Regions from separate parts of the Homo sapiens genome. Here regions 1 and 2 are each linked to region 3. Evidence: chromatin contacts called from ENCODE Hi-C or POLR2A ChIA-PET data. All regions are on one chromosome and are shown on one strand. Each heading gives the region's core, a stretch centred on a gene start or an enhancer-like site at or near the end of the contact. The rest is flanking DNA. Distances are from core to core; before and after follow the strand shown. Region 1 holds the start of CHMP1A (charged multivesicular body protein 1A). Region 2 holds the start of C16orf95-DT (C16orf95 divergent transcript). Region 3 holds the start of ZC3H18 (zinc finger CCCH-type containing 18).

Region 1 (4,365 bases), core at 1,502-4,001, 1.1 Mb after region 3:
AAAATATTTTTTTTAAAAAGTAGGATTGATCTCAATTCATTCAACTGCTAAATTTGGAGAGCGACCCTGACCCCAGATTCCTGAAAGGGCTTTACCACACTAGCCACAACGAGGAAATGGAGCCTGTAAAAGAATGAGGTTACTGAGTGTTCACAAATGCACACCAAGGCTCCAAGATGAGATCTCCCGGGGTTCCAGAAAGCTCTGGGCATCGTTCAATCTATCGCCTGTCAGTGCAGGCGTGGTCAAGGCCAAGTTCAACCTGTCATCTATCAGTTCAGGTGTGGTCACGGCCAAGGTTATCTGTGACTGGAAAACAGCCAGCCTGACCCAGATGGCACAGTGCAGGCCAGGCGGGCCGTCCCACCCAACTCACTGTGGGATGCTGGCCAAACCGCCCTCCTCATCTCAGCTTTCCCTCACCTCAGCTTTCCCTCACCTCAGCTTTCCCTCACCTCAGCTTTCCCTCACCTCAGCTCTCCTCACCTCAGCTTTCCTCACCTCAGCTTTCCCTCACCTCAGCTTTCCTCACCTCAGCTTTCTCTTCCAGCCGTGTGTGGCAGCACAAAAACCCAGCTAAGGCAAAATCTGACTCTGAGGAAATCTGACATGGGCTTGAGAGAAGTCCCCTCAAAAGAGTTGAGTGAGCTGTGGAGTGAAAAGCCACAATTTTTCTTTTTTTTTTTTGAGACGGAGTCTCACTCTATCACCCAGGCTAGAGTGCAACGGCACCATCTTGGCTCACTGCAACCTCTGCCTCCCAGGTTTAAGCGATTCTCCTGTCTCAGCCTCCCAAGTAGTTAGAATTACACGTGCACGCCACCAGGCCCAGCTAATTTTTGTATTTTTAGAAGAGACGGGGTTTCACCATGTTGGCCAGGCTGGTCTCAAACTCCTGACCTCAGGTGATCAACCAACCTCGGCCTCCCAAAGTGTTGGGGTTACAGGCGTGAGCCACCACATCCGGCCTCCCAAAGTGCTGGAATTACAGCCGTGAGCCACCGCGCCCGGCCTCCCAGAGTGCTGGGGTTACAGGCCTGAGCCACCACACCCGGCCTGGCCAGCATATTTTTTGTGGCGGGAGGTAGATGTTATCTTTCATCTTCTCTCAGGGCAGAAAATCTCTACACATTTCCTTCATGATGATGACACGGTGGTACTATAGCTTTTCACACTTCTAACTAAAAGAATTTTTTTTGAGACGGAGTCTCGCTCTGTCGCCCAGGCTGGAGTGAAGTGGCGCGATCTCGGCTCACTGCAAGCTCCGCCTCCCGGGTTCACGCCATTCTCCTGCCTCAGCCTCCCGAGTAGCTGGGACTACAGGCACCCGCCACCACGCCTGGCTAATATTTTTGTATTTCTAGTAGAGATGGGGTTTCACTGTGTTAGCCAGGATGGTCTCGATCTCCTGACCTTGCGATCCGCCGGCCTCGGCCTCCCAAAGTGCTGGGATTACAGGCGTGAGCCACCGCGCCCAGCCCTTCAAAAAGTATTTTTAAAAGCCTGCCCATCACACCAGCCCAACGATGTTTCAGCAAACATAGGACTTCATTTTGCCAGATTCTTCCTGTTCTTTGGTATCCCTGAGCACACAGCCGGCTAGCCCCAGATGTAGAAGGTAAGAATTAGGGCGACCCATTGAGCACAGAAACGCTTGTGCTGGCTCCTGCTCAAACCTCTGCTTCCCCACATGGAGAATGGACGCAAAGAGCTGCTGTGACCAGGGCCTGGCACTCAGGGAGCGCTTTCTGTCTGAGTCCTTCTGATTTGCAGTGATGCTGTTTGGGGCAGGGGGTGCAACTGTCACTTTTTCTGGTGCCCTCTGACCCGACATTCCAAGTCCCGAAAGGCCGAACAGGCATCGCACAGTCCCCCCTACCGAGCTGGCGGGAAAGGGCGCCTGACGCTGAGGAGTGCCAGGGGCGGGGGAAAGGGTCCTGGGTCGGTGGTCGGGGGTCCAGGCCCTGGGCAAGGGGTCCTGGGTCGGGAGTCTAGGTCCCGGGTCCATGGTTGGGGGTCAGAGGTCGAGGCCCCGGGGAAGGCATACCGGGTTGAGATTTGGGGATGGAGGCCCCGGGGAAGGGGTCCCGAATCGGGGGTCGGGGATCGAGGCCTGGGGGGAGGGGTCCCGGGTCGAGGGTCGAGGCCCGGGGTAAAGGATCTCGGGTTGGGGGTCGGGGGCCTGGGAAGGGTCCCGGTCGGTGGTCGGGGGTCGAGGCCCGGGAGAAGGGGTCCCGGGTCGGTGGTAGAGGCCCTGGGGAAGGGGTTCCGGGTCGGGGATCGAGGGTCGAGGCCCGGGAAAAGGGGTCCCGGGTTGGTGGTCTAGGCCCTGGGGAAGGGGTTCCGGGTCGGGTATCGGGGGACGAGGCTCGGGAAAAGGGGTCCCAGGTCGGTGGTCGAGGCCCTGGGGATGGGGTCCGGGTCGGGGATCGGGGGACGACGACCGGGAAAAGGGGTCCCAGGTCGGTGGTCGAGGCCCTGGGGATGGGGTCCCGGGGGATCGACGGTCGAGGCCCGAGCTCTCCTGAGTCCTGCCCGCGGCCCCAGGTGGGCGGAGCCCACGCCAGTGGGAGAAGCGGCCCCGCCCCGCGCGCGAGTCCCCGGAGGACGGCCGCGACCTCTTACCGTCCATGGCCACAATGACAGGAGCAGCACTCGGAGAGGGAGAAGGGACGCCAACTCCGGGCGGTGTCAGGTCCCGGCGGCGATCGAACCGACCAAGCTGCACCCGGCGGGGACTTCCGGGGTCGCCGCCCCACTTCCGGTCGCACGGGATGCTCTCGCGAGAGGATGGTGGCCGGTCCCGCCAGAGGGGCGGGGCGCGGCTGCGCGGCGCGCGGTCGCCATGGTGACGCACGCCGCTGGCGCGAGGACCTTTTGTGAGTCGCTCCCGGCTCCGCGGCCGCGGAGGTGTGGGGACCCGGGCTTGCGTCGGAGGGGGCGGTGGGCTCACCCATGGGCCTTTCCAAAAGCAAAGAGAAACCCAGGAAAGGTAAAGGAGGCGCAGGCGCTGGGCTCCCCGCGTCTCCGCCCCTGGGCGCGGGCCCAGGGCGGGGCTGGGCTGGGCGGGGCGGTGTGAGCGCAGGCGCCAGGCTCGGCCCGGTGCGAACCGTTCCTGCCGCCGAGTCCGCCACGGACGGCGCGTTTCCCGCCTGAGGCGGTTACGGAAACGCGGAGACTCGAGACTTGAAGCCAGCTTATTCTGGACCCACGCAGGCGACTGAAGACGATGGGACCCACTGCCCTGCATTCGGTAAGTCCCGGGTCTAACGGATGATCCATATATTTCAGGTGAGGAGCAAAAGAAGGGATCCACCTATTCAGTTCCAAAATCTAAGGAGAAGTTGATGGAGAAGCATTCCCAGGAAGCCAGGCAGGCAGACAGGGAGTCGGAGAAGCCTGTGGACAGCCTCCACCCGGGGGCCGGGACAGCCAAGCACCCGCCGCCGGCAGCTTCGCTGGAAGGTAGGAGACGGCGGGAGGGAGCGAAGCGAGGTCAGTGGCTTGGAGGATCTGGGGCTGGGGTGAGGAGCCTACTGTAAGACCCTACCGGATGGACACTAGTAGCAGGCACGCGCCGTAAAGATGAAACTGGTTTGTTTTGGGAACTTTATGTAGGAGGTAAATATCCAGAAATCTTAGTTGAAAACATAAGTTTAATGAAAATGTAGGTCAGTTCCCGAGTGATAAGTGCGTACCAGGTGGTCGAGGGGCTGGGGCAGTGTGCGTGTGTCTCACCTGAGGTTCTCCTCGAGGGCTGGGTATCTTGGTGCCACTGAGAATCCCTGAGCCTCCGCACACTGGAACAGAGCATTGGGAGGCCGTCCCAGGCTGGACTGTAGCTCTCCGAGGGCTGTGGGGATAAGTACATTGCGGAGGGTGACCGAGGAGTAGAACCTGGGTGCGACAAAGGTGTCTTTTATAACAGCCTAGTGTGGCCAGACCTTTGGGTGTGTGTGGGGAAGATGAGGCCCCAAAAGTAGGAAGAAGCTAGAATACAAAGTTTTCCATCAGTTTTACCACGTGGAGCTGGAAGCGTTAAATATTTTAAACAACGGAGGTGCTGCCTGGGGCGGTAGTTCACACCTGTCCTCCCAGTTATTTGGCCGAGGCAGGAGGATCTTTTGAGCCCAGGAGTTCAAGACCAGCTTGGGCAACATAGTGAGACCCTGTCTCTACAAAAAATAAATATTTAAAAATAAAAAACAAGGGCGGCATGATGAGGTCTGTGCCTACCAACAGGGGAAGCCAGTTCGCAGGGGAGGTGGCCCGGTCAGAGACCCATTGCTGTGGCCCAGTGGGAGCCAGCAAGGCCTTGCAGTAGGAATTGCAGAAGGGTCAGGCAGGGAGAACCCGCAGAGCCTG
Region 2 (3,944 bases), core at 1,404-3,903, 1.3 Mb before region 3:
CTCCCTGAAATGTTAAAATATCCATTCATATAATACTTCTAATTCTGAGGGGTGACTGGTCAACTGACATTCACCCTGGACCCTAGGGGAAGACCTCCTGGTTCAAGTCACCTACCTGCTTTCGGGGTCTCAGGGACAGAGGGACCCAGTAAGGCAGTGCTGCTTCCACCCTGGACACAGGCAGGCGGCCCCCGAATCTGGTCTGGCATTCACAGCAGATGGCCCAGGGGCCAGGGTGCATCTGAGTAAGATCCAGAAATGACAGAACTGAGCTTGATGCTGCATTTGCAGGGAGACAGGAGGCTCTCAAGCACAGTAGATCCGTGCTCAGGAAGATGGTGTCCGGGGGCAGGGTCCCCAGCTCCTACTGCAGCTTGGAAAGAGGCAGGCTACCGTGGCTCGCCCTGAGGCCTCCAAGGTCATTTGGAGGGGGATCCCCCGGAGCTTGCAAATCAGGTGCGCTGGGATTCTCAGCTGCTTCCTGCTGTGCTACAATGAGCAAGTCTCGTGGTCCCCTCTGAAAATGGGCATGTACAAGCAGCTCTAGAGCTTATGCGCACATGAGTGCTGCCTTTATGGCCATCTGTCACACTCTGGTGTGCAAGAGCTTCCACATCCATCCCATGTGACCTTCGCAACACCCTCAGGCAGGAAGGAGAGGTGCTGCCATCACCTCCAGGGGCACACGGAGAAGCTGATGCCCAGAGCAGGTATATTAGGTGGCCTCCTGAACTCTGAGGTGTTGTGAGGGCCTGGGAGGTGTTCTGGAGGCCCAGGGATAGCTCCTGCAACCACACTTTTGTGTTTGGAGGATTCTCTCATGGGATGCAGCTTCTGGACCCACATTCCCTGCTCTCCTCACCCCACAGGGATATGTTGGGGTCAGGGCCAGTGGCTGAGGATTTGCTTTCCTTACCGAATGACGGGGGAGGCACACTTCTTTCTTGTAGGTTTGAAATGTGCTATTCCTAGAAGAGAAGAACAGAAAAGCTTAGGGTTTGTGTAAACTAGGGGGCAGGGATGCTAGAGCACAGGCCTGGACCTGTCTTCTCAGAACTGACTCTTAATAATAAAGCCCACGGGTGGTGGGGATGGGGGGATCCTCTGAGCCCAAGAAGAGTGAGAGGGTGACATCAGAAGCAGGCGTGTGCTAGCTCATGCGTGAATGTCTAGGGGCTCCTGGGGGCTGGCTGTCATGGAATCCTGCATTCCCAAGCCAACCAGCTTCAAGCTGACTCCAGCTACACTTGTGCTTGGAGCATCAGAAAAGACAGGAGCATTCCAACCTGCTGAGAACTTTCCAAGACATGTAGCTGCCAATCACATCACCTAGGATGATCTGTCAGACACCCTCAACTTACTGAAATACTGAAGAAAAAACATCGTCAAACTGTCCATTAATGAACCTCCTTCCACTATAAAAACCCGGGTGCTTTGTCTCTGGGATGACAAAGCACTTGGGGTTACACAGCCTGTGTGGCTCTTCCCTGTTCCACTCCCCAACAAACTGCTTGAATGTTGGCTGGATGAAGCGTCTCCAGTGGGTGCAAAGCCCTGCTTCCCTGACAGTAGTGGGTCAAAGTGCTTTGTATGTGGAAACCGTAAGAGCGATATAAGTGTTTTTGGGTTTCATTGTCATAATAACCATTATTATTATTGCTATTTTTGTGAGAGTAATAGGTTCACGCATCAACTCTCCCAGATAATGCTTGAAAACAGAGGATGGGGCACTGCCCTCCACAGCATCCGAGGCCCCTTCTGGTAATGACAGCACTGCTATATTCCTGGTGGGGAGGGGGGGGGCCACAGCCATCTCAGTCCTTGTAGTTCAGGTGGGCCAAACTCACCACTGCCCAGCCTGGAAAGCTGGGAAAAAAAAGAATCTCCTTTTTGTTGAGGTTGATAATCTGATAACATGTAAACCTCAGGAGGTCCTGGTGATCATCTTGCCTCCACAAGGGAAGCCAGCAAAAAGGAAGGAAGCTGAGAGATGGAGAGAAACCTTCCAGGACCATGGTCAATGTGTACCTGGATACATCCATGCCTGAAGGCCTACTTCTGACATTTTCAGTTATGTGGAACCATCAGTTGCGTTTTTGTTAAGCCAATGTAAGTGAGGTTCCTGTGGGTGGCGGTCAAGAGTTCTGCCTGTGCATAGGTCATGGAGCAATGCCGGGCCGGGAACTCACAGGCGAGGTGTCGGGTAGCCGCGGGCAGGATTCAGGACTCACTTGCCTGCCATCCTGCGCGCTGGGTGTGAGTGCCAACCTGCAGAGCCCGACGCACCCCGCGCCCGGCCCCCCGGCAGCAGCGCCTGAGGCTGCTCCAGTGGCCTCATGATGATGGTGACAACGCCGCGGGGACGGTGGGGACCGGCTCGCACGCATATGGCTTCTTATGGCTGACGCGCCCTTTCACACACACATCGTCCGCAGGCCCTGACGCCCTGGCTCCCGCCTTTCCCTCCTGCCCCAGGAGGAACCCAACCCGAGCTCAACCCCAGCCCCAACCTCAACCGCTCAGAGGAGCCCAACAACGCCCGCGCGCCCGCCCGTCCCGCTGACTAGCCCGCGCCCAGCCAATCAAAATTGGCCTTCTAGGTATGTGACCTTAGCTGGCAGCTGATTGGTCCCTCACGAGAGACGCGGGGTCAGCGGCTCAGAGCGCGGCTGTGTGGGGCTGCGGGGCTCCCGCCATGCCCGCTGGGGTAGGTCCTGCGGACCCCGGCCACTGGAGCCACTCATCATTTCCGACGGATGGGCCGGAGGGGCCGCCGGCCGCCCCAGCCAGGGTCTCGGTAGCCTGCAAGGAGAGAAAGAGGTGGGAGCAGCCCGCGCGGGGCCCTGCGTCTTGCATAGGCGCTTCTGGTAAAATCACTCCTTTATCTCAGATAATGAGTTGGCGCTGGATCGCTGCGTCCTCAGGTGGGGCTCGAATCGTGACTTTTAGAGAAATAGGTTTTCTTTCTTTTTTTTTTTTTTTAACAACATGGGGTTTAAAGGGCGCGGAATTGGAAGCAGTCGTCACCCGGAGGCCTGGGCGTGCAAGCACCGAAGCTCTGGCTGGCCCTGAGCCTCCCCACCCCACCCGCTCTTTTCGCTGGAACGCGTGTACTTTGGGCAGTTGCTGACGTGGAGACAGGACGTATGTCTTCATATTTTAGTAAAACCCAATGCCCTCTGCCTCTCTGATTATGTTCTTTAAGTTATCGCCAGTTCCAATTTGTATTTCTTGGAAACGGTTGGGTCTTCCCTCACTTTTCAGTATTTTCATGTAGACTCAAATACTCTGGATTAATATTTGTATTTGCCCAAACCATCACGAGCACCTCTTACCCTGATGGGCAATACTTCAGTGTGCTGCGTTCTGGCCACAGAGCAAACAGGGTGCTCCCAGGCACTGCCCTCTCGGATTTCTTGCCTTGTTATTTAATCATTAAGATCGTGACCTATGAGCAGGACTGTTTCCAGCCAGCACATACACATGTCCTCTCCTGGCCAGCATCCATGCTGATTAGACGGTGCCCCTGCCATACTAGCTGCCTAATATTTCAGATACCCCACCCCGTGTGTGTGTGTAAATCATGTCACTGCCCTCTTTGTAGCTAATGACAAAATTCCAAGAGTCACCATTAGCCTAGCACATTATGCCTGTCTCATTTCTGCCCACTTTGGAGCACTCGGCTTCTCTGCTGTTTTCCTCCAGAGCACACTGAAACACTGCCATAGCACAGCAGGGCATAGAAGACAGGCTCATGCTCCCCTGGACGCTCAGGCCTTCACCTCGGGCACACTAGGTCTTGTCATTCCATGTCAAGAATAGCTCTTCACTGCCCTCACCCACCCAAGAATGGCTAAAATTAAAAGGACTGACAATACCTAGTTTGTCGAGGATGTCACAGCTGGAACCCTCATACATGGCTCATGAAATTGATAAAACCACAT
Region 3 (4,049 bases), core at 948-3,447:
CGATGTTGCAAATGTTGTACCAGATTACTATTACAACAGTACAATCATCTGCTCATCAACATCTGGGTGGTTTTCTGGTTTTTTCCTTTGTTCTTTTTTTTTCTTGAGACGGAGTCTCGCTCTGTTGCCCAGGCTGGAGTGCAGTGGCATGATCTGGGCTCACTGCAAACTCCGCCTCCCGGGTTCATGCCATTCTCCTGCCTCAGCCTCCCGAGTAGCTGGGACTACAGGCGCCCGCCACCACGCCCGGCTAATTTTTTGTATTTTTAGTAGAGACGGGGTTTCACTGTGTTAGCCAGCATGGTCTCGATCTCCTGACCTCGCGATCTGCCCGCCTCGACCTCCCAAAGTGCTGGGATTACAGGCATGAGCCACCGTGCCCGGCTCCTTTGTTCTTTTAGTTATGACTACTAACAGACCTGCTATGTCCTTGTTCATGTCTCATGCCCACGGGCAGATGACACCCCAGTCCGGTGGCCCACCTGTACCACTGGGCATCAGAATCCCCTGAGAGCTCTTCATGGACCACAGGGCCCTGGGACCTCACTCCCAGTCACTGGTGCGGCCACTCTGGGGCAGAGCCCAGGAAGGCACATTGCTAACAACCCCTAGTGATACTGAGGCTGCTTGCCCGGGTCCCACTTGGAGAACCCTGTCGAGGGTGGCACTGCTGGTCACAGGGCACTTCTTTTAACTAACATTGTTTTCCAAAGAGGCTGTGACCAACAGAGTTTACTGTTCATGAAACTCAGATCGCAGACAGGCACGTGTCTGTCACAGCCGGTGCCGGCCGCTCCTTTCCATGGACAGTAACGTCCATGCAGGCTTATGTTCATCAGCTGAGAAAAGGGCACTTGCTGGGTGGGACCTTGTCTTATCGACACATAGAGTCTGCAGAAGGTGCCAACTGGTGTCGCAGGGCTGCTCCTGACACGACCCAAAATCACCAGGGTTGAATTCACATTCCTCTTACGTAACCATAACAAGTTGCTGGGACTACAGGCACGCACCACGGTGCCCTGTTAATTTTTTTGTAGAGACAGGGGTCTTGCTTTGTTGCCCAGGCTGGTCTCAAACTCCTGGAGGAGGTGGTCCTCCCACCTTGGACTCCCAAAGTGCTAGGATTACAGGTGTGAGCCACAGTGCCAGGCCTGTGGTACCTCTTCCAAGGACACTAATCCTATCAGATCAGGACCCCACCCTTATAATCTCATTTAACCTTAATTACTTCTCTAAAGGCCCTTTCTGCAAACACAGTCACATTGGGGATTAAGGCTTCACATACAAATGTTAGGGGGACAGAACTCGGTCCATAGCATGGAGTCGCACAGGTTTTGTCCTTTTGCGATTGGCTTGCTTTACTTAGTATGTTTCCAAGGTTCACCCATGTTGTGGCATGGGTCTGAACTTCACTCTTCTTGATGACTGACTCACACTCCACTGCATGGACAGCCAGCATTTTGTCTGTTCCTCAGTTTGTGGACATCTCGCCCCCTTGTTTCCACCTTGGGGATATGGAGGAAGATGGGATGAGCGAAGCCCTGTGATCCCCAGGACCAGCCACGTCGTTGGCAAGGGTCAGCGCAGGATGAAACCGCCGGCCCCTGGTCTCCGGCCGGGCCCTCCGTCTCTAGAGCAGCTCGCACCGCTGCAGCCCCTGGACGCCCCGGGCTGTGGACGCGCCCGTGGGACACCGCGCTGAGCAGGACACGCGACAGGTCCCCTCACTGGCGCTGCTCGCGTTGAACCGCGCGGGGAGCCAGGCAGCCCACGGGAAAGGTAAGAATTGTTAGGCTTTTAATCTAAAGTCGATACCTCAAAAAATAATTCCGGAGGTAAGCATTTAATATCAACATTCAATAAAGCAGGAAGTATCAGCCCGACGAAGACCGCCTTAAGTTTTCCACTTTGATGAACTCGATCATCCCCGGGGATGAAGAACCCGCCGGCCCAGCCGGAGCCCCGTCACGTGACCCGGCGGCCGCGGGGAGCTCTGTGCGCAGGCGCGGATCCGCACGCCCGCCGCCTGAGAAGCGAACTCCCCGTGGCGCCTGCGCTGTAGCGGGGGTTCGGCTGGCTCGCGCGGGTCCGGGCGCGCGCTGCGGGGGCGGAACCGCGCGGAGGCCGGAAGGAAGCTGGAGGGGGCGGGGCGAGGGAGGGAAGCCCGCCGGCCGTAGGACTACCGTCGCGGCCTGATGACGTCGCACAATGGCCGGCCCCCGCGGGTAGTGGAGCCCGTTTGTTCCGCCCGTGTCGAGCCTGGAGCCAGAACCTGTGAAGAGCGGAAGGGCCAAGGGACGTCTTCTCCACGCCGCTCCGACTCCAGGGGAGCCGTGGCCTCCTCTCCGCCCTAGCGCTGAGGTTAGCTGGGGCCGGGAGGGCGGCGGGAGGCCGGGCCGGCGGCGGCGGGAGGAGGAGGCCGCCGAGGCGGCGGCGGCGGCCGCGGGAGGGAGGCCCGGGAGCCCGGCGCGCCTCCGGCCGTGCGGACCCACCGGCCGAAGCGTGGCCCTCGGGCCCAGGGAAGGGGACCTTGAGACAGGCACCACCCCGAGTTCCGTCCGTAAGCCGGCCCCGCGGTCCTGGGGCGCCCTGGGCGCCCGAGCTCCTCGCGCGCTGCCTCCGCGCCCCGCGGCAGAGTTTATTTTCCTGAAGCTGTCATTTCTCTTCCGGGCCACTCGCGTGGCACATGTGTGCCGCCGGCTAAGGGGCGGTGAGAGGCGCCCAGATTCACCTCCAGAGTAGGTCATCCCGGGCTGCTGCTGGGCTCTTCGGAGAACTTTGAGCTCTTTATGAACCTCCTGGAACTTGCTCCGCAGCTTCAAAGTGTGCACAGGTTGGGCGCAGTGATTGCCCCAAGACGCGCGCCGGTCTCTTAGGAGTATGTAACTTCCTTGCCCCTTGGATTAGGAGATCAGAGGTGCTGGGTCCTTTATATAGACCAACTGCAGCTATAATGCTGGAAGAACTGAAACTTAACAGCCTTACTCCTGCCAAACATTTTTCCTGAATACTTTATGACAACTGAGTTTGCCGGGTAGAGTGGCCGTTTTAAATGAGCTTTGTTCGAACAACGCTAACTCATTTGCAAGAGTAGGTCATTCTTCAGACCCATTTGGGAAAATGGAAGAAGAGAGTGTTTGGCATCTGAAGTACCGTTTGGGGTGTAGCAAGGTGCTCATCATGTCTCCTGTTAGACTCACCTCCAGCCTGTTGTCTGTAGAGTAGTCCTTTCCCGTTCAGTAGTTGGGATTATCCGGGTGAGGTTTGACCTCGGCTGAATCCCGCTTCCCAGCTTTGGGAGGAGAGTCTTTTCCTGATAATTTTACTATCTAAGGGCAGTATGGAGCCCAGCCAGCCCTGGAACCAGTCAAATGTGTCCCAAAGCCGGAAACTCCTCTCCCGTTGTAGGTGGGACATGCTGAAATATTGTAAGAAAGCTTTGTGGAGTCACTCCAGAAAGCAAACAGGTAAGTTAACCTATGGCCTACATCGTGTTTACAGAGATTTGTATTTTGTCACAGCTACAGAGCATCTCAAGGTGAGTACCTCTTTATCAAGGAGTTTAGTGGTCACGCTTGGTCACTTTGCACGTGGGGTCTGTCACCAACCTTGATAACGTTCATTTAGATATTTTAAGTCCATGAGGTTATGAGTCAGAATTTTAACCAGATGTACCAGAACTTAGGCATTCAAATAGGTACTGCTCTGTTGAAAGTAATTGTCCCAAAATGTGCTTGTATTTCATCGGTGCTTCTTTGCCAGAATCTCTTTAGAACTCCTGTTGTGGTAGTAAAAATGTAGTCATATGGGAAAATCAGTCTTATTCAATAGTCACCCTCCAGGTTTGACCAAAAGTTTACTTACGTGGTTGGTAGCTCACCTTATCAGGTGAGACTCTGACTTGCAGCACTTTATCAAAGTGACTAGCTTGAGAGGAGGAAGATTTGCCACCACTAAGAATACCAGAAGACTTCTTTAGGCTTGGAAGGTCATTCGCAATGAGAAGGTCCCCAAACGCTCTGCATTTCAGCAGTGCCGTTGGAGTCTGT

The links. Hi-C counts contacts between places; a loop is a spot of excess contacts on that map. ChIA-PET counts read pairs that join two places held with the same protein, here RNA polymerase II (POLR2A). Pooled maps may share reads with other maps.
Region 1: a loop to region 3 is called in a pooled map, with 12 times the contacts of the local background. The contact joins the promoter of CHMP1A here to the promoter of ZC3H18 in region 3. A Hi-C loop is called at or near these places in 3 of 50 pooled maps. POLR2A ChIA-PET finds 5 or more read pairs at or near these places in 3 of 52 experiments (Caco-2, GM12878 and activated CD8-positive, alpha-beta memory T cell).
Region 2: a loop to region 3 is called in a pooled map, with 16 times the contacts of the local background. The contact joins the promoter of C16orf95-DT here to the promoter of ZC3H18 in region 3. A Hi-C loop is called at or near these places in 6 of 50 pooled maps.

The regions. Positions count from the first base shown.
Region 1 is chr16:89,654,957-89,659,321 of GRCh38, forward strand. CHMP1A (charged multivesicular body protein 1A) reads right to left here and starts at 2,752. Exons shown (of 7, transcript NM_002768.5): 1 at 2,626-2,752. The coding sequence starts at 2,632. SPATA33 (spermatogenesis associated 33) reads left to right here and starts at 2,880. Exons shown (of 3, transcript NM_001271907.2): 1 at 2,880-2,992; 2 at 3,292-3,465. The coding sequence starts at 2,956. RefSeq lists silencers at 2,479-2,538, 2,759-3,148 and an enhancer at 2,864-3,033.
Region 2 is chr16:87,314,856-87,318,799 of GRCh38, forward strand. It overlaps C16orf95-DT (C16orf95 divergent transcript), which reads left to right and starts at 2,654. Exons shown (of 2, transcript NR_135180.1): 1 at 2,654-2,867; 2 at 3,002-3,188. C16orf95 (chromosome 16 open reading frame 95) reads right to left here and starts at 2,537. Exons shown (of 7, transcript NM_001195124.3): 1 at 2,236-2,537; 2 at 917-968; 3 at 116-241. The coding sequence starts at 2,387. RefSeq lists enhancers at 358-858, 2,115-2,564.
Region 3 is chr16:88,568,206-88,572,254 of GRCh38, forward strand. ZC3H18 (zinc finger CCCH-type containing 18) reads left to right here and starts at 2,198. Exons shown (of 18, transcript NM_144604.4): 1 at 2,198-2,361. RefSeq lists enhancers at 1,379-1,488, 1,599-1,648, 2,739-2,788 and silencers at 1,889-2,218, 2,399-2,468.